Linked DNA regions of Homo sapiens: region 2 is linked to region 1. The links are chromatin loops, found by intact Hi-C in ENCODE. Cell type or tissue: CD4-positive, alpha-beta T cell. All regions are shown on one strand. Links, peaks and the distances in the headings refer to the core of each region. The heading gives the core; the rest is flanking DNA. Region 1 holds the start of ZMAT1 (zinc finger matrin-type 1). Region 2 holds the start of BEX4 (brain expressed X-linked 4).

Evidence for each region. A loop is a pair of places that touch in the nucleus more often than their neighbours do. Peaks named below come from ENCODE experiments on the same cell type or tissue, not always from the same donor. Only the 100,000 strongest peaks of a DNase experiment are listed, where the experiment ranks them.
Region 2: a loop joins it to region 1, with 5 times the contacts of the local background. A loop is called at or near these places in 3 of 110 quality-filtered maps.

What each region holds. Positions count from the first base shown.
Region 1 is chrX:101,924,557-101,940,021 of GRCh38, reverse strand. ZMAT1 (zinc finger matrin-type 1) reads left to right here and starts at 7,995. Exons shown (of 6, transcript NM_001394560.1): 1 at 7,995-8,305. The coding sequence starts at 8,014. RefSeq lists an enhancer at 7,716-8,216. In CD4-positive, alpha-beta T cell, for the core only: no CTCF peak of the experiment used is centred there; a DNase peak (open chromatin) is centred at 7,921; H3K4me3 peaks cover 1,827 bases; H3K27ac peaks cover 1,456 bases.
Region 2 is chrX:103,203,840-103,219,304 of GRCh38, reverse strand. BEX4 (brain expressed X-linked 4) reads right to left here and starts at 4,197. Exons shown (of 3, transcript NM_001080425.4): 1 at 4,067-4,197; 2 at 3,541-3,623; 3 at 2,059-3,156. The coding sequence starts at 3,151. The coding sequence ends at 2,789. It also overlaps the pseudogene RPSAP59. RefSeq lists a cis regulatory region at 7,943-8,226. In CD4-positive, alpha-beta T cell, for the core only: CTCF peaks have their summits at 7,917 and 8,121 (motif pointing left); DNase peaks (open chromatin) are centred at 3,684, 4,214, 4,694 and 8,084; H3K4me3 peaks cover 958 bases; H3K27ac peaks cover 849 bases.

The sequences.
Region 1 (15,465 bases), core at 4,374-12,373:
AGGAGATATACCTAATGCTAAATGACGAGTTAATGGGTGCAGCACACCAGCATGGCACATGTATACATAGGTAACTAACCTGCACATTGTGCACATGTACCCTAAAACTTAAAGTATAATAATAATAACAATAATAAAGTTTATGATCTTGTGAGTCTGACAGTATCCAGTTTATGATGGGAAATTCTGGCTATATGTTCACTTGATGTTGAAGAATCAGGTGCTCTGTGTATTTTAAGGCCTAATAACATGACAGGGAATCTTTTTTGAATGCTAATTCTTCACTGCAGATAGCATGGCCCTGATTCAGAACATCAGAGATTATTTGTAAGTCTCCTGTTGAAGCTTGCCATAAATTCCACATGGAATCTATTTCCTCCAAATGCACTTCTAATAGTATAAGATCTGTTGGGTCATATGGCCCAAGAAGCAGGGCTACTTGCACTCCAACTTGGACCTGCTTTAGAGTCTTTTCCTGCTTTCAGCCCCAGTCAAAGTTGGTAGTCTTGCATGCCACTCAGTAAGTGGATCAGTGCAGTATTCCCAAGTTAGAATATATTGCCTCCGCAATCTGAAGCAGTATATCAGGTGTGGTGTTTTCTACTTATTGGTGGACAACACAAAATACTACAATGTGTGTAGTGTTTCTGTAGGATTGTGCCAATATGCCCAAAACCACTGGACCCCTAGAAACTCTACTGACATGAATCTGCAATGATTTTATTCCTCACCCTATGAAGCACATGTGTTTTACTGATGACTTCAATGTACCTGCCAATTCTTTCTCATTTGATCCAATTGATGTGGTGTTATCGATATAGTGGATCAAAGCAATGTTCTGCAGAATGTCCACACAGTCCATATCTCTTCAGACTACGTTATAACAGTGGCAGTGTTACCATATCTCTGGGGCAAAGCCCTAAATTGATTCTGTTTTTCAAAGCATGTGAACGTGAACTGCACTTGGTCATTCTTCATGACAGTAATGGGAAATAATTCATTGCTAGATTAGCGGCCACACACAATGTACCTAAAACCATGTTCATCTGTTCTGACAAAAATACCACATCCAGTACAGTAGTTGCATCGGGGCTAATACTTGTTTGTGTTTATGGTAGTTCACTCTCCTCCTCTATATAATCTCTCTGGACTAGTGAATTAAATGGGAAAATGATAGACATCACTACCCTTACATCATTTAATTCATTAAGAGTGGCACAAATTTCTGCCACTCCCCACAGGATTTTTATTTACTTATTTATTTATGTATTTATTTTTGACATGGAGTCTCACTCTGTCACTCAGGCTGGAGTGCAGTGGTGCAAACTCCACACACTGCAACCTCCAGCTCCCTAGTTCAAGCGATTCTCCTGCCTCATCCTCCTGAGTAGCTGGGGCTAGAGGTGTGTGCCACCACACTCGGTTTTTTTTTGTTTGTTTGTTTTTTGGTATTTTTAGTAGAGACGGGGTTTCCCCATGTTGGCCAGGCTGGTCTTGAACTCCTGACCTTAGGTGATCTGCCCACCTTAGCCTCCCAAAGTGTTGGGATTACAGGCATGAGCCACCACACCTGGCCCACACAGGATTTTTTATGGTTGTTTTATTTATTGTTCTGGCTGGAATAGTAGCAGCTCTGAAGCTGCTACTACTGAATTTCCCCAGAATGATAGCTTTCTCCTCACAGGCTAAGGAACAAATGTGGAGATTCTATCATCTGTCATGTATATCCATTCTAATTATATATTTGTGGATCAGGGAAACGACAAGCAGATTAGTCTGTGGGTTCATTAGAATGACAGTGAACCGGACCTGAGCAGACTCAGTAGAAACACAGTGAGGGCCTCCAATAGAGGGCCATGATGATGCTTCAGGTCTTCAGGCATCTAGTTGGCATAGGGTCAGCTAGAACCCTATGTCCAAAGGCCTAAAAAATGTATAAATAATTTCCCTCAGTGTACAGTTAGCTAAGTAAATGGTCATAGGTCCCTTTGGGGAAGGACTATCAGAATCATTACTATATAAACTTGCTATAAAGTTGCAAGGTTTTCCCTTCTTGGAACCTCATTTCTGTGCTATCCCTGGAGGCTGAAAAGACACAATACTCAGGGGAGTAGGTCTATTGGATTGAGCACTAAAGTGAGAGTCAGCAGATGTGTATCCCATAATCAGAGCCATCAGTCTTTGCAGCACCTAAAGTAGGCCACTCTCTCTCTTATCATACTCAGGACTCAGTAAATGCCAACTGTTATAATTAGTTAAGTATACTGTGGTGCTTTTGAGTAGTTTTGGAATACGAGGCCCGGTAAAAATGTTCAGACCCTCACCCAAACACTCCTGGAATAGAGTTATTTTAAAATCATTCTTTCCTGAAGAAAAGACTTGTGGTGAGTGGCTCTGTTGAAGAAGAGTTCAAACACCTAGATTTGGTTTAAGTACACACACACACACACACACATGCACACACACACACACACACCATATATCATCAAGCTAAATTCTCAGCCTCTTCCCTTAGCACAAAATTTCACATTCTATAATTGTCTTAAATTCTTTCAGAATGCCTACCTGAAATACACCCTTTATCAATAACAAAAAAATTGGCTACAATGACATTTATTCTGATGTTCTTTACATCCAGAAGATGATTATTAGCTAGGTTTAGGATCAGTCTTAAATTTTAAAAATCTAATATACACTATTACATGTCAAATTACTTTTATTTATCTTCATTGTCACTTGAATGCGGGGAACAGTTTTTATCCAAAAGAACAACTCTAGACACCACCTGGAAGGAAAGTTGATGCCTTTTAAAGCAAGACCTGCATGGCGATATAAAGAGGATGAATAACATAAAATATAAAAATCAGAGATCAGAAAGGCACATGAAACAAAGGAAAATGGAGTGATGAAATCGTTCACCGACTCCATACTCCACAGAATGATTAAGTGACCAATGTCTAACTACATTCTTCCTTTAACCAATTATAAAGAAGCTTAGGTTAAAGGAAGACACTTCCCTATGGTTAAAGTCAAACAGTGAGAATGTTCTGGAACTTTCTAGATGTTTACATAGAAAGGAAACATTAAGAGTGATTCTGGCATAGATCTGGATACGAAATCACATGCTAGGATATTTCCTTCAGACCCTCTCTAGGCTGACAACATGTGCGTGTGTCTGTGATGAGGGTAGGGAGCAGAGAACAAGAATGAGAATATATGAAAGTGTACACTATGAGACAAATACATTAGGCATACACAGATCTATTTTTATAAAAGTTCTGTATAACTTCTTTTTCATTTAAATATATGTATGTATATACATTTGACAACATTTCATATCAATAAAGATAAATTTCTATAACTTCCATTCCCTACCAGGTACATCCTGTACTATTGTAATTTTATCTATCACTATTAATCCTGAAACAATGGGGAAATATATGCATTAATTAGCATATAGTTTCATCTTAAGCCTGACTTACCACAGGCTATCTACTCATAGTATTTTCATATATACTTTCCAGATATATTTTATGTGTGTTTATATATAATTCCAAGGCTATATGTTCATATGTGCAAATACATTTTTGTTCAAAATTGAGTCACATTATACATACTGCTATTGTCTGAATGTTCCCCAAAATTCATATGTTGAAACTTAATTGTCAATGTAATAGTGTTAAGTGGTAGTGCCTTTGGGAGGTGATTATTTGTATATCTCAATGTATCTTTTTATTTGTCTTTAATTTTAGTATTGTTAAACAACTTTGGATGTTTGCCATTGCTTCTCACTTTTGAATCATTTGTTAATAAAATTAAACATTACTATTATACCTAGTCAGATTCATGCCTATGTCAGTCATATTACTTATATGCTATTAAATTCTGTTTGGATTATTTCTCCCATTTTCTGATGCCTTTAAATGTATTGTGTTTGTTGATAATGGCTTTTCAATTTCCCCATATTATTCCAAATGAGGTATTTTATATTTCACTGCAAATATAGTGAAATGACCACTGGTATGCTTTTTGTTTTTTGCTGATTTCTCACATATGCAAAAATATTCTCTCATTTCTTTTTAGCACCTCTACCCCTACCTTACACGCAACTTCCCTCCCCTAATCCCACCCTTGTTTCCTTTCTATGATTTGGGGGATTGGTAGTTGAAATTCATTTCAATTAATACAGTCTCCTCCCTGTGGGTCAATGATATAAACAGACCATTTTAATCAATAAGTAAAGAACCATGGAGAAGTTATTTACACTCATGAGACTGAGTTTTGCGTTTTTAAATGGAATTAATGAGCCCAATATAACATCACTTTTGTGAGAAGACTGGGAAATTCTAGGAAACATCTGGCCCATAGCAGGCTTTCCTTAATTGCTACTCTGTGCTATATTCCACCTCCTCTTTCCTGTGAGATAAATTACATTGGCATTCACTTAATAACATTACTGTCATTGAGAGCAATGATAAGTATAAGAGGAGGGAAAGGGAAGTGTGTGCTTATTGTCACAGTGCATGACTGAGGTTTGGTGGCATTTTCATGTTATGGCATGTCACCAAATGCAGCTGAAGGATGGGGAGAAAATTAACTAATAATTTTATTTTATTTTGTGCATTATCCTACCACTTCTTTTTACTGTTAAAGTGGCAGAGACAGAATTTTCCGTGGATCCTAAGAAGGACAAAGTAATTCCATAATTTAATATATATTTGTTGACTGATATAGTTGTTACTGTCAGACAGAGGTCAGGGAACTGCAGAAAACCACTGCTAATCTCACAGATCCTCCAAAGCCTTTGAGTACAAGACTTACAGAAGAATGCTAGGGTCTGAAAAAAAATTTGTTTTATATCTGCCAGATTCCACATAAAGAACAGTTTTTATTTCCTTTCTATTTAAAAAATATCATACAAATACATAGCATTGGTGATACCTAAACCATATTCAGAATCCTGCTGGCAAGAAGTTTAGGAAATGTAATTCACAGGATTCCAGCTTCTGCAACAAAGGAGAGAACATAGACGAGGATGAAAAAGCTTCCAACTGCCAGATGACCTTATCTGCGTAAGTCTCCTGGATTTTACTTCTTTAACCTTTCTGATTCTTTTAAGTACCTGATATTCTACATTAAATATTTTCTGTTTGAAATACCTAGTGTAGTTTCTTTTTTGCTGACTGAATCTTGAGTGATGCCCACTCCTCCAGAGATTCTGAATGAATATTTCTTACCTAAGTGGATTGTGATTCATATTTCAAAAAACAATGTTTTTGAGAGATCCCTCCATATCAGAAGGAATAAAATCACACCCCATTTGTATGCTTGCCTTGTCCTACTAGCTACTTGAGCAGATTATTTCTTGTGTCTGGCCTATCCAGTAATTTCCTTAACGAGTAAAATTTGATCTAACTTACATAAGGACAAGGTAGAAGTCTAGAGAAGCTACCCATTGACTCAGGTAATCTTGGGTAAATTATTGAACCACAAAAAACAACATAAAGATAAGTGTTTAAAAGCCCAGAACTCCAAGTCTCTCTAACTGGTTATTCAGCTCTAGCCAACTGTAGCCATTCAGGAATGCACAGCCAGTACTGCCAAATCTTCATGTTGTTAAGAGACTTTTATTTTGCATGAAATACCCCTTTCAAATGTTGATGAGGTCATGAATAAACAATTGTGTACGTAGAAGAAAACATATCATAAGCCAGATCTAGGGACTTAGAGACCTGGGCCTAGGGATCCCTGCCTTTCAACTTCTGTCCTAGGACTTTACTGGGCTGGAGCATGAGTCATGGAAAATAAGACGCTGTCTTTTGTCTCAAATGGTCCCAGGTTCTTGAGAAGTACAAAGTATATAATTCATTACAATAAAAATACACACCAGATATAGATGTAGCACAGAAGAAGGTGAAATTAACTCTAAGGAGAGACAGAACAGGTTACTTGGTGAGGTGATGTGTTGTCTGGGTTTCTAAGGGTGTATAGGATTTCATTAGGCAAGTGCCTAATGTGGGGGAAAAGGTGTTTCAGGAAGAGAGAAGAACATATATAGTAACATTACATCATGAAATAACATGGTCTTCACAGGAATCTTTTTTTTTTTTTGAGATGGAGTCTCGCTTTGTCGCCCAGGCTGGAGTGCAGTGGCACAATCTCGACTTACTGCAAGCTCTGCCTCCCAGGTTCAAGCCATTCTCCTGCCTCAGCCTCCTGAGTAGCTGGGACTACAGGCGCCCCCCACCATGCCCAGCTAATTTTTTTGTATTTTTAGTAGAGACAGGGTTTCATTGTGTTAGCCAGGATGGTCTCGATCTCCTGACCTCGTGATCCACCCGCCTCGGCCTCCCAAAGTGCTGGGATTACAGGCGTGAACCACCGCGCCTGGCGGTCTTCACAGGAATCTAAGAAGATTTAGGGATTGCTAAATCAAAGTAAAAGCAGAGGGGAGAGATGGGGACAGTGGAAAGAGATGAGGTCAAAGAGGTGAATGGGGAGACTAACAGGGCAAAACTGTGTCTTTTGACTTTGTCCAATAAGCACTGGACAGCCAGTGACGACTGGCAACAACTTGGTAATAGATTGGAGGGATTGAGATCAGAGGAAAGAAGACCAGTGGGGTGGATGCCATACGTCTGACCATATATCATGAGGACTTGAAATACAGCAACGGATCTAAGACTGGAAAGGAGAGAATACTTAAGGGAGACTTGCACAAAGGCACCAGGAGGTGTGCCCATCAATAAGGAAAAGGGTGAGATATCCTACAGCATCGACAGTGCATAACTACAGCTACAAGCAACAACATAGATGAATCTTAGAATGTTACGTGAAAGAAACAAGTCCCAGGCCAAGCATGGTGGCTCCTTCCTGTAATCCCAGCTACTCCAGAGGCTGAGGTAAGAGTATTGCTTGAGGGAAAAAAAAGCAGAAACAAGTCCCAGAATGCTACCTAGAAAAAGATATAAATATTTGTGAAAATTGAAAACAATCAAAACTAAACAACACTATTTAGGCACATATCTATGTGATAAGAATATATGTTAAAATGCAAAGAAATAATAAATATAAATCAGGATATTGGTCTCTTTGAGAGGAGAGGTTGGGGGGACAAGATGAGATTTAAGTGATCAGTAATATTCTAGTACTTCTATTGGGTGCTGAATTCACAGGAAGTTATTGTAATTAAGATGGGCAGATCGATAGATAGGCAGTCCTTTAAGAGGCCACGGAAACAATGTGTCAGAATGAAAGCTTCTGTTCTATTCTCTGTACTAAGTGCTTTAAGAAAGCCAGGGGCCGGGCGTGGTGGCTCACGCCTGTAATCCCAGCACTTTGGGAGGCCGAGACAGGTGGATCATGAGGTCAGGAATTCAAGACTAGCCTGGCTAACATAGTGAAACCCCATCTCTACTAAAAATACAAAAATTAGCTGGGCATGGTGGCACATGCCTGTAATCCCAGCTACTCGGGACACTGAGGCAAAATTGCTTGAACCAGGACCCGGGAGGCAGAGGTAGCAGTGAGTGAGATCGCACCACTGCACTCCAGCCTGGGCTACAGGGCGAGACTCTCCCTCAAAAAAAAAAAAAAAAAAAAAAAAAAAGAAAGAGAAAAAAAAAGCCAGGTGAAGATATATTTCAGAGATATTTTGGAGGTGAGATCAATAGTTTCCAGACATTTTTTCCTCTTAAATTGGTTTTAGATTAGATCTCCAAAGAAGCCTCACTGTGCGAGGCCCACGTGCTTTCACATCCCGCGCTTTTTGCCCTTTGCCCTTGGCCGTCGTTGCTTCCCCTCCAAAGGGAGGTGGGGTGACGCAAGGCAGTGGGGGAGGGGGAAACGGCCGGCGGGCTTAAAGCTCTCCGATTGGTGGACTGAGGAGCGAGAACGAGGCTCGAGCTGAAGCGTTAAAAAGAGGAACAAAGGGGGTGGGGCTAACGGAAGGCGGGGCTAAAGGAGCTTAACGGAATCGAGACGCAAGTGCAATTGTCCGCGCGCCTCGCTGCGATGGCGGCGGCGCCGAGCACAGTCACCCCGCTGGCGGCGGAGTCTTCCCCTCAGGAAGCTACCGTCTCTGCCGCCTCCTCCTCCTCCTACACCGCCTGCGCGGCAGCGGCGGCGGCGGCGGCGGCGGCGGCAGTAATTGTTCCTGCCTCCTCCGCCACCTCCGCCCCTGCCTGCCCGCCTGCCGGTGGCTGTGGCGACGGCGGCGGCGGCGGCTTTGGCGGCTCCACTATGGCGGCGGCGGGGAGGGGGGGCAGTAGTTTTAAAGTAGACACCCGCCCTTGCCTCAGAGAAGGTGAGTTCCCGTCCCGGGGTGCGGGGGCGGCCCCATCTCCTTCGCTGCCTCTCTTCAGCCCGTCCGAGATTGGGCTGGGCGCGGTTCGCCACTGCCCCACCCCCACCTGCCGTGGCGCAGTAAAGGCCAAGCTCGCCCCGCCCCGCCCCGCCGTATTAGCCCCGAGTGTGCAAGATGGACTGAAGCAGAGAGGGCCTTCCCTACCTCTCCCACCTGTAAAGGATGGGGGCCCCCAGGCAAAAGAATTGCAGGTACTCATGAGGCAGGAGTTTGAAGGGAAAAAAAAATACCACATAATTTCTCTCCCAGCCAGGACACCTTAGTGTGCTGTAGGAAGCTGAGGTGTGATTTGGAAGAGAGAGGAGGCAAGATAGAAGTGCTGTGGGCCAAGAGGGTCAAGGATAAGGGAACGGGGACCGATGGAGAAAGGGGCGGAGATAAAAGAGGAAATACCGAAGAAATAAGGGGGAGTAAACCCCCTTTGGTGTTCAACGTCCTGCAGTGTAGAAACTAGAAGTAGAATATTTACAGAGAGATGGCGTTAGAAATTTGGGCAGGTTACAAGTGTATACTTGAGCTTTAAAGTAGGATCTGTCGGATTTTAGGAAGGTAAGGTCTGGTGGAGGGGACTCTACTAGGGAAAGAGAGGAAGAGAGTGTGGCAGAAGTACAGATTTCAGGAATCACTTTGGAGAGTTTTCTTTGGCTATTTGAGGATGTGACCTAGTAAAGCAAGATTTACAGGTCCATCTTTAAGGTGGTTTGGCTTTAATAAGTTCTGTTGTACCTACCAACACATATTACTCCTAACATAAAAAGATATTTCTTGACTGTATCAATATAAGCGGTATTCACACAAAGTTCTGTATACTTGTAAACAGCCTACTAATAGCAAACTGTAAAATTTGCCATTGAAATGTGTTTTAAAGCAGTTTGGGAAATGTTCTTAGCTGGTGGAGACCATTCCACTGCAGAGCATCCCAGTAAAGCATTTTGCCATGTAAATTTCGTAATTAATTTCCAGAATTTGCTGTGTTACCTTATGTTGCTAACTTGCCTCCAAAGTGAAAGATTGTGGACACCAAAATAGAGGAAAGTAAGTTCCTTTTTCTTAGGAAGATACTCCATTAAAATTATCGCATAAAAATAATCTCTTCTTCACATTCTTAAATGATATATCCCTGTGTGCTATTCCATAACCTTTCACACCTTTCACTTTGGAGGAATGGCAAAGTAGAAAAAAAATCCCTTACAATATTTGTATAGGCACATTACATAAATGCCACTTATTAAATATGGAAGTTAGAAGTACACTGTAATGTTTTATTTATCAACTCTCTTACTAAAGTCAACCTTTGAAAGACTCCATTTAGTGTCTTCAATCAGCCTTAATGGATGGAAACATGAAATCTGGATTTTAAAAATTTATATCAACCTTTATGTCCATAACCAGCTAGTAGGCAAGAGCAGTTTTATAGGCATCAAGATCACAATTCAATTTGGCTCTCATCGTCTGTTCACAGTAAGGTTTAAGACCAGTATCTCGTGGAAAAAAAAATATGGCTTTTTGCCTGGAGATGCAACTGGTTTGTTTGCAGTATCTTTTAATATATGCAAATATTAAAGGCTTTCAGAGAGCTAATTTCATAAAGTAGGAGCAATACCTTACTTATGTTATTGCTGTAGGCAGTAAAATGAGGAGCACCCTGGCATAGGAGTGTGATGCAGTTAACATAGGTTCACCTGCTAATTAATTCACTGGACTTTGTGACCCTGAACAGGCCCCATGCCCTCTCGATTTGGGTTTTGACATTTTTGAAATAAGGGAGTAAAACTCCCCACACTCCGAGGGTTGATTTCAGATCTGAAAGTATCAACCATGATTTTGCTGTTCTGATTGATAGTCTTTCCATCACATTTCCATGGCTGTGCACTAGAACAATAACTCATAAATCGTAAGAAACCTTTTCTGATAGTTATCACCTGACATTCAATGAATAATGAGATCTATGTTGAGTTAGTGTTGAGACAATTTACTAGCATATGAAAAACCAAATATAATTGTTAACCTAAAAATTCTCTCTTACCATTTCATTTTAGCTATATATCCTTCATTCACTATTCAGTCCAAACTAAAATTCTCTCACCTTTTCACTTAACAAATGGCAAACATTTTATATATTGCACTGTTCGAAACACTATTAGGCCTCAAAATATTTGTGTGTCTCTCTCTCTCTCTCTCTCTCTCTCTCTCTGTGTGTATATATATATATATATATATATATATATATATAATCTCTCTCTATATATAGAATATATATATATATGCCATAAATGGTTGTCAATTATGATGGCAGATAAAGGAGAAGAAAGGAAAATGTTACTTGGTGGTGTGCCAATATCTTTTGCTTGTTTAAGTCCTAGTTAAAGAGATTGCCCTAAAAGATGTCAAAGAATTGTCAAGATTCAGTTATTGCAAATCCACTCCTTATAGGATCATTAAAAGTGGTTTGGAAAAGCATTTGCTGATCCATTTTGAACTGTAGCTGTTATTCTTGAGGATTTCATCTGTCTTGGGGTGGATAATGAACAAATGTCAATGGAGATTAGAAACTAGCAAACGGAATATTAGAAGCTTTCAAAGATTACAAATGGGACATTGAGCAGTAAACCTAGAAATAGAACAAAGAAAGAAAAGAAATGCCATCTGAAAAGACACATATACACTCAGAATTCACAGTAAAGGGAATTATGAGATTTTGTAGGACACTTCATATTTCATTTTTCAAAAATGTTTAATGGCTCAAAAATGAATTTTCACCCAGGAATAATGTTCTGATATATTCATAGTAAAAAAAAAATTGCTTATTTACCTCTTCCTTTTAAGAAAAAATATATCAAATTTATCCTGTTTTAGATTGGAAGACCTTCTGGCTTTTTATTTAGCTATTAATCCGTTTGTGTAGCAATGCCCTAACAAGACTATCATTTGTCTCCATATTATTCAGTAAAGTTTCAAGTCAAATGATAGTAAGACCACCATAAGAAAATCTAGTGGGTAGGCTGGGCGCGGAGGCTCACGCCTGTAATCCCAACACTTTGGAAGGCGGAGGCGGGCAGATCGCGAGGTCAGGAGATGGAGACCATCCTGGCTAACACGGTGAAACCCTGTCTGTACTAAAAATACAAAAAATTAGCCGGGCGTGGTGGCACATGCCTATAGTCACAGCTGCTCAGGAGGCTGAGGCAGAAGAATCACTTGAACCTGGGAGTGGGAGGTTGCAGTGACCGGAGATAGTGCCACTGCACTCCAGTCTGGGCAACAGAGCGATGCCCCATCTCAAACAAAAAAAGAAAGAAAAAGAAAATCTAGTGGGTAACCTTTCATGTATTCAGGAATCATTTATTGAACACTTCTATGTGTGTGTGCCAGGCACTATGCTTAGTGTTAAGGATATACGGACAAATTAAACACAGCTATACTAAACAACTCAATAATAGTGCTTGATAGTAAAATTATAAAATATTTAAATAAGGGAAGGAATGCAGTTTTAAATGTTACTAGTCAGAATCCTGAGCCACAGGACCATTCCATTGTTTATTATAAATCTGTACTCTGTAGCTCATAGTATTTTATATACTACAGGCACAGTGAAGCAAATTATACTGTAAATCTAATGGTGTGACGGAAGAATAGTAAACTGTTACAGAATTAGTTTTTAATTATCTGCATTTGGCAGGTGGAGATATCTGGAGAGAGGTAAATTATTATTTGTTCGTTTGTGATCCTCTCTATTAGATTTCAGTGTGTGAAAATACTAACTAAGCTTGTTGTAAAGACTAACTTAAGCATACCCCCTACTATATTTATTACATATCAGTTAGGATAAAAACTTTGATTCTTTCTCATCTGAAACCAGCCTTGCAGATTCATTCACATTTACTAACCTGTTGGAATGAATGCCATGTATTTGGTGGCTTTCTGATGCAAAGTAGCTGTCATGGGATCAGGTGTGTTAATGGATTTACACAGTACCTTAATTCAGTTTCTGACTTCACAAGCATGAACCCTGAGCTGGCTAGCTACAAAGTGCTTATGATTATGAAGGTAAAGGACTTGGTTTAAATAAAGACAATGTAAATGTTAAACATATAACTAGTACTCCCAATTATTTTGTTAATTCTGTTGTAATATGTAATTGTTAACATGCCATGGGAAACCCTTCATTATTTCTTTGATTGTGATAACTGTGTAAAGTAGCTAAAACTTGGCAAACTCATAAGTCAGGTGGTAGTCTTATAAACTGAAAAACTAAGGACACTAGATAGCATTATAGCTGTGAGTGGTCATCATGCTGAGAGGTACAGATCTGCATTTCTACCACAGCTATTATTCATGAAAATTCCTTAAACAGAGTGTGACCTTTAGGGGAAAAAGAGTTAAAACATTTTGTGTAGGTTAACTCAGTTCCCCAGTCTCCTATAACTTAGTGCTGTGCTCTGCTCATTCTTTTCTAAGATTGTGATGGTGTTAAAAGATTGCAAAGGTCAAGTCAGTTTTTTTTAATTCTATTTAATCAAGAATGCTTGAGGGAGTTTAAAAGTGTAATCATGGAAAATATAGCACATGTGCTCTTTGCACAATTAAAATGATTATTTCTCAGATTTTGTAATGCCTGACTTGAAATCTGTGACTGAGAATGAGATTTATGTTTATGATATTGCAGCCAGTCCTGAAGTTTGCTCCATTTTTGTTACTTTATTAAAATAGGGTATACAACGAATCCTTTATAATGCTAGATGTTTTTGCATCAAGATCAGTTGGCCTGTGAACTTCCCACTTCAGCAAAGCATTAAAACATCTAATAGCAAGTTTTTCCCATAAACATCTGACGGGTTATCCTGAGGAGGAAATTTGGGGTTTTGTGCAACTCAACCTAATTGTCATTTAACAAATGCAAGTGAGATTCACTTTATTAAATATAGCCAGTTATATCTAAAATAGAGTCACCTAATTTGAATAGCTTAAACTTGGGGGTTAACAAAGAACATTTAATTGGAATGAACAGAGAATTCTCTTGCCCGGAACTGAAGAAATATGGTAATTTTCTGGTTCCTTTCCTCAGAGATCCTGCATGGTTTACAATTCCATAAGCATGGGTGGACCAAATTCATTATTCTCACTCAAGCCATAAATGTTTTATTTTTGTCATAAAAATGCATTTCATCTTAAATTGCCTGTTGTTATGTAGTAGCATTAATTAGAAAATTTCAAATATGATAATTTGGATTTCACACTCAGCTGCACTTTTGAATGCAGAAGTTAATGTTACTTTACTTTCACATAATAGTGCTGCTATTTGGAGTAGGCACAATCCAACAAAAGTAGCTAAAAAGTAAGTTTCTGTCAAGTCAATCTCTTTGCTTTTTATATCATTGAAGGCAGATATTCTGGTACAAACTGAATTGAGTATTTTATATCAACATAAGGAATTTTAGTAATGCCCAAGTCCATAGAATGTGAGCTATTAGTACTCCTAATTGCATCTTACTGACTTAAGAACATCCCTCTATTACTATTGTCTCTTCCCAGACTACTAGAATTTTTTGATAGACCAAATCCACCTGAGTCTAGAATCATGTTTTACAGTTTACCTCCCTCAATTCTTTAATTCCTATTACCTCTCTGGGCCTTAGCTTCCTCCTTTATGAAATGAGGACATTGGATTGGTTCTAAACTGGAGGCAGTTTTGCCTCACGGGATATTTGACGTTGTCTGGAGATATTTTTGGTTGTCACAACTATGGAATGCTACCGGCATCTGATTGGCAGAGGCCAAAGATGCTGCCAAATATCCTATAATGCGTAGGACAGGCTCCTCACCACAATCAGTTATCCAGCCCAAAGTGACAATAGTGCCGAGTTTCAGAAACCATGAACTAGATGACCTCTAAAATAACTCTGGTCTAAATAAAATGATTATGTATAATATTAAGTAAAAAATGCAAAGCTTCTGGATTAGTGAACAAGCATACTTTATCAAGTGCCTACATGTGTTGAACATTTTAAAAATTATTTCATTTAACATTCACCAAATCCTAGAATTAAAAATTACACATTGTATTTCTGTACCTTTTAGGTGAAATAAAAAACGGTCCATAGTGGTTACATAATTTGCTGAAGGCTATATAGTTGTGGGTAAAGATGGGATTTGAATCTGTTTGACCAACTCAGAATCTTATTTATTTTTTTCCAACATCCCAGTACTGTAGGTCATAGTTTTTCTCCCCATTACAAATTATTATGAAAGATTTATTTTCTTAGGTCATGAAAACATTTCTTGTAAGAGGGAAATGAAGAGGTAAAACACTCTTATTTATAGAAAATTGGAGTTTATTCATTTCTCCCACCAAATGCTGAAGCCACACTTAAATGTAATCAAATACATTACTGGAATATATGAGCTCTCTGATCAGATCCCATTTATAATTTGTCACAAAACTACCATTTCATTTCAAATAACCATCATAAATGTTATTCAGAAGTGGATTGTTTATGTCATGGTAGCAAAACAACCATCACTTGCTCATGCAGTTTCCTCTGAGCAGCAGGTTGACTCTGCAGGGCAGCTGTCCTTCATGCAGTGATTCAGATGCTTTTATCTTTTATTTTTTTCAATATTTTATTTTATGTTTTATTGTAAAATATGCACACCATAAACTTTGCCATTTTAAGTGTGAAATTCAGTGGCATTAACTACATTTACATTGCCAAGCAAGCTTCACCACTGTCCATCTCCAGAACTTTTTCATCATCCCAAATTGAAACTCTGTACGTATAGGTCATAGTTTTGTTATATGACCATATTTCTCCACTCTGAAGAACTTTCTGATGTATTTATGGAAAGTAATATATATTTAAAAGTCATGCTTAATTTGTTAACAGTTGGCAACTTGAATAGTTTCTTATTACCACAAAGCACAGCATTGCAAAGCAATTTTACCCTCTTATACCCTGAGTATAAATGGGACCATCTAGTAAACATTGGTCTTATCTTTTCCACATCTTATTATTTTTAAACCCTTACTTCATTATCAGATATAGGTTATCTTCCCATTTTGAACCTAGGTTTTGATAGTACTTTCTTATTCCCCATTGCTT
Region 2 (15,465 bases), core at 3,670-11,669, 1.3 Mb before region 1:
TCTCCTCTTAAGTTCTGGAAGATTTGCCAGGCATTAGTTGACAGGCATCCTTCCCAAGCTTTGCTCCAAAATCCATAAAAACATGCACATTTTCCTCAAGAAACTAAAATTTTACAAATATGAATGTATAAACCACTGATAGGGATGAATGTGTTAGCCCTTTTTCTTCACTCTTGGTTTATTTGCTTTTGTTGGTTTTTATAAAAGAGTCATTATACTTTCTTGCTAGTCTCTTTAGAGGCATTCACTGACATCTCTCTGTTGTCACCTTAAAAAGACAAAATGTATTGCCCACCAAGATCAAGGAAAGTTGACCCTCCCATGGGATGTATAAATGTGTTCGCTGTGATAGCTCTGTTCTTCTTCAGTCACCTGATCCAGCCCCCTCTAGCTTTTTCTAGAAAGTTCTCTCTTTACTCCTCCACCCTTGCAGCAACACAGAGGTAAGGGAGTTTTCTTCAGTTCTTCAATCACGCTCCTGATCATGTTCTGGTCACTGAACGTTATGTCCTCTAAAGTTTTGTGCTCGTCGCCTACCATCACAGAAACTCCCACGATAGGAGTCTTAATTTAGTTCTCCTTCAACCAATTACATTGTGACCCCGTTCCCTGACCTTTACCATTTCCAGCAAATTCTGTTCTTATCATCCCACTCTCCCAGAAACACCAAGGAGACAGGGCTCATTTTGGTACTTCAAAAAACCATATTCTGAACCCAAGCATTGACACTTTTATTTCTTCCAGAAAGTCTGTCCTTATTCCTCATTCTCCCCCAAAAACCCCAGTGAGGAGGCTTCAGCTTTCTTTCAACTAATCATGTTCTGATCTCACACCCCCACAGCTAGCTTTTTTTGTGAGGGAGGTAGATTGAGGCTACTTTGGGAAATCCACAATTGGTCTTTGCCAGAAGGCATAGTACTCATTTTCAGAGGAACCAAAAGATCATTCATGGACTCTACTCAGTCAACTAGCCTTTTTGAAGTGCCTGAGTTCACCACTGTGCATTTTCAAATCAGACTCTATATCATCCTCTTCCTCTAGACAGGTGAAAGATCACTCCAGCTCCAAAATTATCTGAGGCAGAGTTTCCCTTAAATGTGGTTCTCAGTTGAACATGCAGGAATTCTGATGACTAAATAGTGTGAAGTTCATATAAAGTGATTTTTGCATAAGTTGTATATGCTTTTCCATTTACACTGATTGGCAATCAGTACATAATGCAAAAATTTCCAAATAATTCTTTGTGGAGGCAATGTGGTGAGAAGACAAGCACCCTGAAGCACCAAGGCTGTGGTCACAGCTTTCACTAATTGGCTGTATGACCTTAGGAAAAATCGCTTTCTTAACAATTCTTCACTTGTGAAACCAAGTTTGCACCAAATAAGTGATTTTCATTCTTTTTTCACTGTGATCTAGTTAGAAATACATCATAAAGGTGGCAATATTTACTACATAGAACACATTATTTTCTCCAAAACAATTCTTAACACTACTCACGGGTGATAGGATGACTTTTGTTCTCTTTTTAAAAAATTGCTTGTTGTAACCCACAAAACTGATTTCAAGAGCCATAGAGTGGCAATCCTAACTTTGAACAACACTAGAGGATCTTACTTTTTTTATCCCTCAATATTCTAAAAATTAAAGTGTACTTGAGATGTAGAAAAACAGTGTATAGAAAAACAGCCCCATTCTTGCTGAGTCTCTTTTACCATCCTCAGCTTGTCATCAAGTTACAAAAGTCAAATATTCTGCATCTCCAGATGATAAGGTCCAATAGAAAATGGCCCAGGCTGGATTCCCCCACCCCCAAGATATTCAGCAGGAGTTAGCCTTGGTACTTAACATCTCTAAGCCCCAGTGACCTCATCTGTAAAAGTGGGATAACAATACAGATTTTATAGGTTGTTCTAAGAATAAAATGAGATCCTGGATGTGAAACTGCTGACAGGGGTGATGAATTCTGAGTTCCTCAGGCTGTGACCTTCAGGCATGTTTTGCTTTGCACAGTGAATAACTTTGCCACTGTCCCTACCACTCCTATAATCATCAGTCTTATTTTAAGGTCTCATACTTTTCTTTTTTAATTACTTGCCCATCAAAGTCAGATTTATCTTGATATTGTTTATTGTTTACGGTTATGACACATTATATATATACACACACACACATATGTATATAGTTACGTACACACACACCAATGGCACTGATTTTGGTACACATCAGAATTACTTAAGAGAGTTTGTTAAAAATGGAGATTCTGGAGCCCCACTCTGTGAGTCTGGACGATAGGTCCTACATTTTTAAATGCCCCTGCCTGCCCCCAAGGTGTTTTTATACAGATGGTAGACTCACTCTGAAAAACACTAGAACATACATTCTTAAAATATCAAACATTGAATTCTGGGTATGATCATTCTTTTTTGGTCAGGGACAAGAAAAAAACTGTCAAAGACAACTGAGATTTTGAGTCCAGGTAGCCGGAGGAGGAAAAGTAATACTTACAAAAATAAGGACTGGAATGAAAAAGGAAGATGATGGAATACAGACTGCTTTTTGAACTGCTTTATGCATTTCATATTATGAAAAGAGTATTTTTCCTAAAATAGGTGAATTGCCATGCTGACCGTAACTTTTAGGCTGAGACAAAACAATATTCAATTAGAATTCTAATTTCCATTAGAAACTGGTAAGTGTAAACCCCAAAAGGCTTACAGAAAAAGTAAATCACAAAAATACAAGCTTGTAAAGCAGTGTTCACATTAACCTCAGCGAAAACTTTTAGGATTCAAGGTATGAGGCAAAAGTCATAATGGTTGTCAGGTTCAGGAGTTTGGAAGCGCATATAGTGCCTCATCTGCTGTTCCCTAGTCTTTCTCTTGATTTCCATCATCTGCCCTACAAACCTTTCTACATCATCTCTCGCTTCATTGTGCTCAATATGCCTATTAGGTATGGCCCATCGAAAATTAGGGACAAGTCGCCTAACTCGCCCCCGCCTGATATTTCCTCCAGGCTTCTGGCCTTCACCCCCTCCCAAATGGCGGGATTCTTCTTCATTCTGCGTGGGGGCCTGCTCCCCTCCTTCGTTTTCTTGTTGGGCATTTTCCCCGTTGAGATTGTTTGCCGCTAGTTCCTCTTTGGACTCCATTACTCCTAGGAGACAAGAGAGAGAAAATGGGCTGAATTCTTGGTGGACTGATAAGCACTGAGGACAGAGGCCCTACTAGGCACCTTTTAAAATTCAGAGCCCTGGACTTGACTTTATACTCTAACATTTCATTTTTTTCCACCTGAGAAGCCAGTATGCCCTGTGGGGTGCCCTCAATCCGAGCCCCTCCCTTCCGCAAAGCCCACCATTTTCCCTGTAGATCCATCTCCAGGCTTCCGCAGGCAGCAAAATGGAGGACGAGGATGGCGTGTGGGAAGGGGAGGGTTGCATGGGGTAGAGGGGGGCGAGGGTGAAGGCATGGATTAGGGTCTCAGACTGGGCTTTCCTCACGTTCCGGCCCCCGCCTCACCACCGACCCTCGCACCGACCTGGGCCTATCCTTGCAGTCTCCTCCTCCGGATTCTTGACGCGAGGTGCGCCGCCGCGACACTTAGCCCCGCAGACCTGCAGACTGCCGGGGTGGGGGAAGTGGGGGCTGCTGCAGCAGAACGCTAGCTAGGAACTACCGCCATCCGGCCCCTCCCCCGCCCCGCCCCGAGGCCCTGGCCCTGGCCCTGGCCCTGGCCCTCCTCGCCACCCTCGCCCCCCGCCTCAGCCGCCCCGCCCCGCAAGCTGACCACCATTTTCTGCACCAAGAAGTGCGGGGCAGGGGTGTCGGAAAAGCTTGCGCTGATGGCGTAGGCAGGTGTTTCCGAAGGGTCGTAGCCCCAGGACCGCCGGCTCCCTCCGGGCCGGGCACCTCTCCGCTCAAGGAAGGCTCGCGGGCCCGCCGCGGGGCCCGGGGGCTGCATCGCGGACCGATTGCTTCTCCGCACGGCTCCCCCGGGGTGGGCATCCGCAGGCCGGAGCCACTCCCTCACACCAACCCCAGGGACCCCCCGCCGGGTTCCTTACCTGCTCCCCCTCCGCTTCCTAATTTCGGGGCCGCCCCTGGCCCACACGTCCTCAGGGCCACCGGGAGCAGGTACCACCGCCGAGAATGGAACGAGCCACGACGGCTCTGACGCCAGAGCGAGACAACACTCAGTGTTGGCCGGTCACGTGGGGCTGTTGTCATCGCCAACGGCTCCGCCCCCGTCCCACGCCCCCTCCTGCAGCCCGGAGTCAGGCGGGGCTTTCGGGTCAGCCCCTATCCTCATCCGGAGTCTCTTTTAGTATCTCCAGACTGGCCGGCCCTTCCACTCTCCTGTCTTTGTGTATTCTTGGGACTTCCTCTGCCTCCCCAAGAGGGAAGCTGTCTTCTCAGGGAGCTGTTGGCCATTCCCACTTCTGTGGGGACTTGCCTCTCCCTGTCCTGGGCTCCCAGGATTTTCCCCACATCTCCCAACCAGGACGCGGGCGCAGAATTTAAAGGGGTGCAAAATTCCTCAGCAGTCAAGAAAAATAACATTTTAATGCAACATTTTAAAAAACAATTATTGCAAGAAAATTTATGATGAGCAAGATGTCAAAAATTTAAATAAAGAGAGCATCAGTCCCGCCCACCCCAATGGCAAACTGTGGTACTTGTTACCAATGCTCATCCTTTTCTCCACACCAGAACGTTTGGGGGGGGACAGGAAATGAGTCAAGGACAGTGGATTTTTTTTCTAATTCTTCTTAATACCTTTCTGTTCTGTTCCTTTTTTTGGGGGGTGGGGCAGAGTCTCGCTCTGTCGCCCAGGCTGGAGTGCAGTGGCGCGATCTCGGCTCACTGCAAGCTCCGCCTCCCGGGCTCACGCCATTCTCCTGCCTCAGCCTCCCGAGTAGCTGGGACTACAGGCGCCCGCCACCACGCCCGGCTAATTTTTTGTATTTTTAGTAGAGACGGGGTTTCACCGTGTTAGCCAGGATGGTCTGGATTTCCTGACCTCGTGATCCGCCCGCCTCGGCCTCCCAAAGTGCTGGGATTACAGGCGTGAGCGCCCGGCCCCTTTTTTGTTTAAGAAACAGTCTTTATAGTTTAACTTTATCTTAACTTTAATGGAAAATTTCGAACATTTGGAAAAATGGAATAGTATAATGCAAACCCCATGTACTAGTCCTCACTCAGATTCCACAGTTAACAACTCATGGCCAATCTTATTTCGTCTTTATCTTACCCGCTTCCCAACCTTAAAATTATTTCTGAAGCAAATTCTAGACATAATATCACTTTAGGCATAAATATTTCAAAGTATGTATCTACAAGATAAGGGTTTTCTTCTTTTTAGCATATAACCACAATACTGTTGTCACATTTAATAATTCACAATTCCTTAATATCATTTTATGTCTAATCTGTGTTCAAATACCCAATTGTATTATAGTTTTTTTTAACAGTTTGTTTGAATCAAGATACAAATAAGATATGCGCATTTTGATTGGTTGCCAAATTTCCTAAATTTCTTTTAATCTGTGGGTTTTCATTTTTTAATTTTTTCTTTAATTATTGATGAAATAGTCATTTGTTCTGTATTTTCCTACAGTCTGGATCTCAGTGGTGTCATTAACACATTATCTCTTTACTCTGTGGTTCCTATAAGATGGTAACTAATTCTAGAAAAGCATCCTGGAATTTGGGTTCAATTTCAATTCAAGTTTGTCCAAGGGAAAGCAAAGACTCTTTCTGTTTTCCTCTTTTTGGGATTTTAGCTGAAATATTTCTATAAAGAGACCCTTCCTATTTTAGGTCGGGCTCCCTAGAAGCAGAACTTGGAACAGAGATCCTTATGAATGTAGTTTCTTGTAATGCTCTCTCAGGTTAAAGGAAGTAAAGGCAGCAGGACAGGGCTGGGGAGCAGGGCAGTGATGAAGAATGGGGTTTAACTAGAGATTAAGTTTAGTTAATCGCACCTGAAAACTCTGAAGCACACACAAGTCATCCCACGTTGACAGTAAGTCACTGGCTTTTTGTAGCTCAGCGTCAGTCACAGATCAAAGTCTGTAGGTGGAGCAGAGCATAGTCTCTGGAGCAAGGTGGCTCCCATTTGGCAGAGAACAATTCCCTGGAGAAGAGGTAAAATGTGAGTTGTATGGCTCAGGCCTGTAATCCCAGCAATTTGGGGGGCTGAGGTAGGAGGATTGCTTGAGCCCAGGAGTTTGAGACCAGCCTGGGCAACATAGGGAGAACCCCATCTCCATACACACACACACACACACACACACACACACACGCATACACACACACAAATTTAGCTGGGTGTGGTGGCACGCAACTTTGGTCCCGCCTACTTGAGAAGCTAAGGAGGGAGAATTGCTTGAGCCCGGGAGGTCAAGGCTACAGTGAGCTATGACAGCACCACTGCACTCCAGCCTGGACAACAGAGTGAGACCTTGTCCCCTCACTCCTCCCGAAAAAAGATGTAAGTTGTTATCAGCCAACACACACAGCCAGGGAAGGTTTCATAGGTATATGACTTGTGCTGTGGCACAGGGCCCTGATGTCAGAAGAGTTCTACTCCTGGTTTAATGCTCTGCTGTCGTGTTGAAAGTTTTACTGATTTTATTTCTGAATACCGTCAGGCATAGATGTGTCTACAGGTTATCTAAACTGTATTCAGAAACAAGTCCAGTTGGCTTACAGGTGCCTCCAACTTTTGTGTCTCCTTCCTTCTCCCCTAGGTACTTCCATGTTTACTGCATACTGCTGTCCCTTCTACTGGCCTTTTCCCTTCTGCTGACCTAATATGCCAAAGCCCCATTGATTTATCTGGGCTTTTTGTTGAGCCAGAGACCCACTCTGTCCCTAACAAAGTGGATAAAGGTTAGGTGTGGTGGCTCACGCCTATAATCCCAGCACTTTGGGAGGCCGAGGCAGGTCTCTCTGAAAAAAAAAAAAAAAAAAGGTGTGCATAAAACCTCTTTCTTTATTTTATACTTACAGGTACTGTGAGATACACATATTCATCTGTGGTTTTTGGCTCATAATTCCCATAGCCTTTGTTATTTCCTAAGTGGCTAGAACAATCAGCATATCTTTGATTAAAGTATTTGGCCTTTTGTTTCGGAACAGCTTCAGAACCATAAACATAAAAGACTGTCTTTCTTGGCCGGGCGCAGTGGCTCACACCTGTAATCCCAGCACTTTGGGAGGCTGAGGCGGGTGGATCATGAGGTCAGGAGATCGAGACCATCCTGGCTAACACGGTGAAAACCCATCTCTACTAAAAGTACAAAAAATTAGCTGGGTGTAGTGGCAGGCGCCTGTAGTCCCAGCTACTTGGGAGGCTGAGGCAGGAGAATGACGTGAACCCGAAAGGCAGAGCTTGCAGTGAGGCGAGATCGCACCACTGCATTCTAGCCTGGGCGACACAGCAAAACTGTCTCAAAAAAAAAAAAAAGACTGTCTTTCCGTGTATGTTGGGGCTCTTTCAGGCTTCAGAAGCAGGCCTCAAAAGACAGAATTTCTCTCCCTGACCTTCTCTTGCTCTCCTTTCACCTACTCCTTTTTTCTCTCCAAGGCAGACCACATAAACTAAAAATATACTCTAGTTTTCCCCTGCCTTTCTGTCTTGGAGGTGGCCATAAGTAAATTCTCCGATTTACCTTGTCTGACTGTAGGTCATAATGATGCAGGAATGGGAAGCTCCCGTATTTGGGGCTTAGCCAGGGAGGCTTCTTGGCTTCACCCCGAAAAATAAATCAAGGGTGAGCTAGTGGTGTTGGGCAACAACCTGTTTTTGAACAGTACTGCTCTTTGTGGAGCAGGGCTAAATCAAAGGCAGTGCACCCAGAATCAGCAACATATGAGCTCTTGGCAACTATATTTATACTCACTTATTCCCACTTTCAATTACACACAAATTAGGGAGTGGGTTAATGCAAATTGAAGGGTAGGTTATTTAGAACTTTCTAGGAAAGGAGCAGTAACTTCTGGGCCATTGCCATGGCATTTTGTAAACTGTGGCACTGGGTGGGAGCGTCTTATACTAATGAGCAATGAGAGCAGCTAGAGATCGCTTTTGTCGCCATCTGCTGGTTTTTGCGTTTCTTCACTTTAATCTGTCAGGACCAGGGAAATAAATCCTGTGGGTCTCTACCTCAATAAGACCCCAATTCAGAAGGGGTCCTCCCCCATACCCAGGATGAAGAAATGCTGCACAGAGAGGCCAAGAAGAATCTGAATAGTCAGGCCTTGCTGGGTTTCCCTACTCAGTCTAATAGTGTTAGATTATACCCTTTTTGTTCAATCACATTTTTACATGGTTGTCCATGATAGCCCTGCCTATCTAATGACATCTTGATAAAAGGCCCAAGGGGATGGGACACAGAGAGCCTCTGGACAGGTAAACTCATGGAGGCCTGCAAGAAGGTAAACAAGAACTCATCAGCTTGCCGGGAGGGCAGTACACCCCAACTCCACAGGAACGAGAGCTCCGGTGCTCGGGACACTTTCAGACCTTGCCCTATGTATCTCTTCATCTGGTTGCTTACCTGTATCTTTTAAAATATTCTTCATAATAAGCCAGTACACACGTGTCCCTGAGTTTTGTGAGCCACTCTAGCAAATTAATGAAGCCTGAATAAGGGGTTTTGGGAATCTTAACCTGAAGCCGGTTGGTCAGAAGTTCCAGAGGCCGAGACTTGCCACTGGTGTCTGAAGCGGGGACAGTCTTATGGGACAGAGACTGCAACTTGTGGGATCTAATGCTATCTCCAGGTAGGTAACATCAGAATTGAATTGGGTTAGAGGATGCCCAGATGGTGTCCACTGCAGAGAAAAAACAGGGTTATTTTTGTTTTGTTTTGCTTTGTTTTGTTTTGTTTTTTAACACACTAGATGAGTACCGCCTTAATGTTGTTTGGGCCCTGATGTCAAACAGAAGTTTTAGGACAGTAGTCCTTTCTGCTGAGTGTGTGTGAGTGTGTGTATATCCGTGTCCGTCTCTACCGGATTTACCCAGTGGGAACTGAGCATGCCATGTTGACTCAGAATTGCCCAACTCTTGCTCCCCACAGGTGAGGAATATGATATGTCTTCTGGACTGGAGACTACTAAAATGCCTGCTAAAAACATATGCAAATTAAATAGAGAAAAATAATTTAGGCTGAAGCTGGTGTGTTCTTCCCCAACTCCTTCCAGGCTCACTCTTACCTGAAACAGTGAAAATATCGTACAAATTCTTGTTTTTCTTTATTTTTTCATAAGGTTCAAAGTATAAATTCTTAAGTACTGATTAGAGAGTTATCAGTCTTGAATTATGCTACAATGTAAATCATTTCTAGATACTATGCCTTAAAATTCCAGTAGAAATTATAAGATGTTACCTACAATTCAACATCTGATATCATTTTGGGGTTTTAGCACTTTTATTTAGATATAATTCCATATTAAAAATTCACCATTTTATAAAAAAATTAGCCTAGCATGGGGGTGCATGCCTGCTACTCGGTAGGCTGAGGGAGGAAAATCGCTTGAACCTGGGAAGCAGAGGTTGCAGTGAGCCGAGATCGCACCACTGCACTCCAGCCTGGGCAAAAGAGCGAGACTCCATCTCAAAAAAAAAAAAAAAAAAAAAAAAAAAAGGAAAGAAAAAAAGAAAAGAAAAAAGAAAAATCACCATTTTAAAGTGTGCAATTCAGGGCCGGGTGTGGTGGCTCATGCCTGTAATCCCAGCACTCTGGGAGGCTGAGGTGGGCGAATCACTTGAGGTCAGGATTCTAGACCAGCCTGATCAATATGGTGAAACCCTGTCTTTACCAAAAAATACAAAAATTAGCCAGGCATGGTGGTACACGCCTCTAGTCCCAGCTCCTGGGGAGGCTGAGGCAGGAGAATCGCTTGAACCTGGGAGGCAGAGGCTGCAGTGAGCCGAGATCACTCCTCTGCACTCCAGTCTGGGTGACAGAGTGAGACTCCATCTCAAAAATAAATAAATAAATAAATATGAAAAATAAAATAAAATACACGAAGCAAAAACTAATAGACCTGAAAATAGGAATAGATGAATCCACTGTTATAGTTGAAAATTTGAAAAGCCCTCTATCAGTAATAGACAGATCCAGCAGGGAAAAAATCAATAAGGACATGGTTGAACTCAGCAGCACCATCAATCAGCTGGATCTAATTGGCATTGTAGAATACTTCACCCAACAACAGTAGAATATGCATTCTACTCAAGCTCATATGGAATATTTATGAATATAGACCACATTCTGAGTTATAAAACATACTATAACAAGTTTAAAAGAATAGAAAACATACAGAGTATGCTGTCGGTCTTCAGCGGAATTAAACTAGAAATTAATACAGAAAGATAGCTGAAAAACCCCAATATACTTGGCAATTAAACAACATATTTCTAAGTAACACACAAGTCAAAGAAGTCTCAAAAGAAATTTTAAGATATTTGAATTAAATTAATATGAAAATACAACTTACTGAAATTTGCAGAATGCAGTAAAAGCAATGCCTAGAAGGAAATTTATAGCATTGAACATATATATTAGAATACAGAAAAGATCTAAAGTCAATAATCTATGCCTTCACCCTAGAAAAATAAGAGCAAATTAGATCTAAAAGAAAGTGAGCAAAAGAAAAGAAACAATAAAAATTACAGCAGAAATTAATGAAATTGGAAATAGAAAATTGATGGAGAATTTTCAGCAATGAAACCAAAATCAAATACAACATTGCATAAAAAGAATCACATGCTCTGACCAGACGAGATTTATTCAAGATGTGCAAGACTGGTTCAACATTCGAAAATCGATAAATGTAATTCATCACATCAACAAGCCAAAGAAGAAAAATCATATAATCCTATCAATAGATGCAGAAAAAGCATATGACAAAAATCTAACACCCACTAATAATAAAAACTCATAAAACTATTACCTTAGGGGAATTCCACAATTTGATAAAGAACATCTACCCAAAAACCTATAACATCACACTTAATGATGAGAGACTAGCTGCTTTTCCTCTAATATCAAGGCAAAGATCAAGGAACAAGGCAAAGATGCCCCCTCTCATTTCTCTTATTCAATGCCTTACTGTCCTAGCCAATGCAATAAGACAAAACAGGAAATACAGATAAACAAATTGGAAAGGAAGAAATAAAGCTGTCATTTTTCACAGATTGTGTGATTATCTATATAGTTAATTCCAAAGAATCAACAACAACAACAACAAACTCTTGGAGCCATTACATGATAATAACAATGTTCCAAGATACAATGTTAATATATAAAAGTCAATTGCTTTCTTATATACCAGCAATAAATGATTGAAATTTGAAACTGAAAACATAATATTATTCATATTAGCAGCAAAAAATCAAATACTTAGGTATAAATTTATCAAAATGTGTAAATTTAAAAAAATTTGAATAAATATGGCCAGGCATGATGGCTCATACCTGTAATCCCAGCACTTTGGGAGGCTGAGGTGGCAGGAGGATTGCTTGAGTCCAGGAGTTCCATGCCAGCCCGGGCAACATATCGAGACCTCATCTCTACAAAAAAAAAATTAGCCAGGTGTGCTGTTACATGCCTGCAGTCCTCAGCTATTCAGGAGGCTAAGGCAGGAGAATTGCTTGAACGCAAGAGGTTGAGGTGCAGTGAGCCATGATCACACCACTGCCTTCCAGCCTGGGTGACAGAGAAAGACCCCATCTCAAAAAAAAAAAAAAAAGAAACTAAGTTGGTATTACCTCAAACTTGATTATTATAAAGTTAATATGATCATTGTAATAGCCACGGTAATGACTGGGAGAAAAACTAAAAAAATACAGAAAAATAAATGAGAAAATCATCAAAATGATACACTAGAAGAAATAAATCACAAAAGAAATTAATAATAGTGGAACAAAAAAGTATAAGAAATATAAAACAAATTTGAAAATATAAAACAAATAGCAAAATGGCAGAACTAAGTCCTTTCTTATCAGTAATTACTCTAAATATAAATGGATGAAATTCTTCGATTAGAAGGTGGAGATTGGAAGAATGAATAAAAATACATAATCCAACTATGTGCTGTCCACAAGAAACTTGCTTTAGATTCCAAGGCATAAATTAGTTGAAAGTGAAATGATGGGAAAAAATATTCTTTGCAAATAGTAACCAAAAAGAGGTGGGAAGGCTATACTACTGTGAGGCAAAATAGACTCAAAAATTGTTATAACAGATGAAGACAGACATTATGTATTTATAAAAGGGTCAAAACATCAAGAATATGTAAACAGTTGTCTTTCTGCACTACCCAGAAAGGGATCTATACAGTGTTGTTCTGGATTCGTGTCATAACTTAAAGGGAAACTTTCACAACGTCTGGAGCCCTTGGTGTCCTGTAAATGAAGGAGGAGGTCCTCAAATTCCTTTCAGTAGGAACCTATGGTGGCAACAACCTTGACTCCAAATAGAGCAGTATGCCTACAAAAGGAAAAGTGATGGCATCGGCATCATACATCTAATCAGTATGCCATCACTTTTCCTTGAGAAGGACCTGGGAGAAGCTTCTGGTGGCAGTTCATGCCATTGTTGCCAGTGAAAACCCTGCTGATGTCAGTGTCATATCCTCTAGGAATACTGGCCAGCAGGCTATGCTGAAGTTTGCTGCTGCCAGTGTAGCCACTCCTATTTCTGGCCACTTCACTCCTGGAAACTTCACTAACCAGATCCAAGCAGCCTTCCAGGAACCATGTCTTCTGGTGGTTATCAATCCCAAGGCTGACCACCAGGCTCTGACGGAGGCATCTTACATAAATCTGCCCACAATTGCTCTGTGTAACAGATTCTTCTCTGTGCTATGTTTACATTGACATGCAATGCAACAACAAGAGCTCTCACTTGGTGGGTCTGATATGGTGGAGGCTGACTCAGGAAGTTCTGTGCATGCATGGCACCATCTTCTGTGAAATCCCAAGGAAGGTCATGCTGATCTCTATTTCTACAGAGATCCTGAAATGATTGAAAAGGAAGAGCACAAGCTGCTGCTGAAAAAGCTGTGATCAAGGAGAAATTAATGGACTGCTTCCGTTCTGAGTTCAGTGCCACTCAACCTGAGGTTGCAGACCAGTTTGAAGGCATACAGGTGCCCTCTGTGCCTATTCAGAAATTCCCCACTGAAGACTGGCCCACAGCCTGCCTCTGAAGACTGCTTTGCAACTCCCGCTGTTCAGGCCACTGAATGGGTAAGAACAACCACTACGTGGTCTTAAGCTGTTCTTTCACAGGCTCTTAAGCAAAATGAAAATAAAGTTGATGGAAAGTAAACATTAGTTTCTAAAAAGAATATGTAACAATTATAAAATATATGCTCCTAACAACAGATCCCAAAAATACGTGAAGCAAAAACTGACTGAATTGAAGGGAGAAATAGACAGTTCTACTCTCTAATAATAGTTGGAGATTTTAATTCCCCATAATCAATAATTAATAGAACCACTAGAGAGAAGGTCAGTAAGGAAATAGAGGATTTAAACAACACCATAAACCAACTATACCTATCAGATATCTACAGAACCCTCCATCCAACAACAAATACACATTCTCCTCAAGTTAAATGGAGCATTCTCTAGGATAGATCATATGTTAGACCAAAAGACAGGTCTCAATAATTTTTTTTTTTCTGAGATGATGTCCCGCTCTGTTGCCCAGGCTGGAGTGCAGTGGCATGATCTCGGCTCACTGCAACCTCCACCTCCCGGGTTCATGCCATTCTCCTGCCTCAGCCTCCCGAGTAGCTGGGACTACAGGTGCCCACCACCACGGGTGGCTAATTTTGTTTTTGTATTTTTAGTAGAGACAGGGTTTCACCGTGTTAGCCAGGATGGTCTTGACCTCCTGACCTCGTGATCTGCCTGCCTCAGCCTCCCAAACTGCTGGGATTACAGGTGTGAGCCACCACACCCAGCCTTCAATACATTTTTAAAATATTGAAATCATACAAAATATCTTCTCCAACCATGATGGAATGAAAGTAGAATTCAATAACAAAAAGAAAACTGGAAAATGCACAAATATATAGAAATTAAGCATCATACTTTAATCAATGGGTCAAAGAAGAAATTACAGGTGGAATTAGATAATATGTTGAGATGGATTAAAACAAAAGCACAACATACCAAAACATACAGGGTGCAGCAAAAACAGTGCTCAGTGTGAAATTTAAAGCTGAAAATGCCCACATTAAAAAAGAAGAATATAAAATCAATAACCTAACTTTATACCTCGCAAAACTAGGAAGAGAAGGCCAAGCTAAATGCAAAGCTAGGAAAAGGATGGAAATAATAAAGATTAGAACAAAAATAAATAAAACAGTGAATAGTGAAACAACAGAATTAATAAAATCAAAAGCATGTTCTGTGAAAGAACAACATAACTGACAATCTTTCAGCTAGATTGAGCAAGAAGAAAGTGAAAACTCCCAAATTACTAAAATCAGAAAAGAAAGTGGGGGTGTTACCACATACTTCCAGAAGGATTATAAGAGAGTGCTATGAAAATTGTATATCAACAAATTAGATAACTTAGATAAAATAGACAAATTTTTTGAAACACACAAACTACCAAAAAAAAAAAAAAAACTCAAGAAGAAATAGAAAATCAGAACAGATTTATAACAAGTAAAGAAATTTGGCCAGGTGCAGTGGCTCACGCCTGTAATCCCAGCACTTTGGGAGGCCAAAGCGGGTGGATTACGAGGTCAGGAGATCGAGACCATCCTGGCTAACACGGTGAAACCCCTTCTGTACTAAAAATATAAAAAATTAGCCTGGCATGGTGGCAAGCGCCTGTAGTCCCAGCTACTCGGGAGGCTGAGGCAGGAGAATGACATGAACCTGGGAAGCGGAGCTTGCAGTGAGCTGAGATCGTGCCACTGCACTCCAGCCTGGGTGCAACAGAGCGAGACTCTGTCTCAAAAAAAAAAAATTTTTTTTAAATCAGTAATCAACAGCTTTCCAAGAAAAAAAAGCCCTGAACCAACAGCTTCCCAATAAAAAAAAGCCCTGAACCAAATGTCTTCACTGGAGAATTATACCAAACATTTTTTTAAAAGCTGAAATCAGTGTTCAAACTCTTTAAAAAGTAAAGACAGAACACTTCTTAACTCATTCTATGAGGCCAACATTACCATGATACCAAAGACAGATAAAGCCATCACAAAGCAAACTATAGGCCAATATCCCTTATGAATATTGATGCAGAAATTCTTGACAAAAGACTAGCAAACCAAATCCAACATCATATTAAGAGAATTATATACCATGACCAAGTGGTATTTATCCCAAGGATAAAAGGGTCGTTCAATATAAGAAATATCATCAACTGGTGAATGGGTAAACCAAATGTGATATAACCATGAATGGAATATTATTCAGCCACAA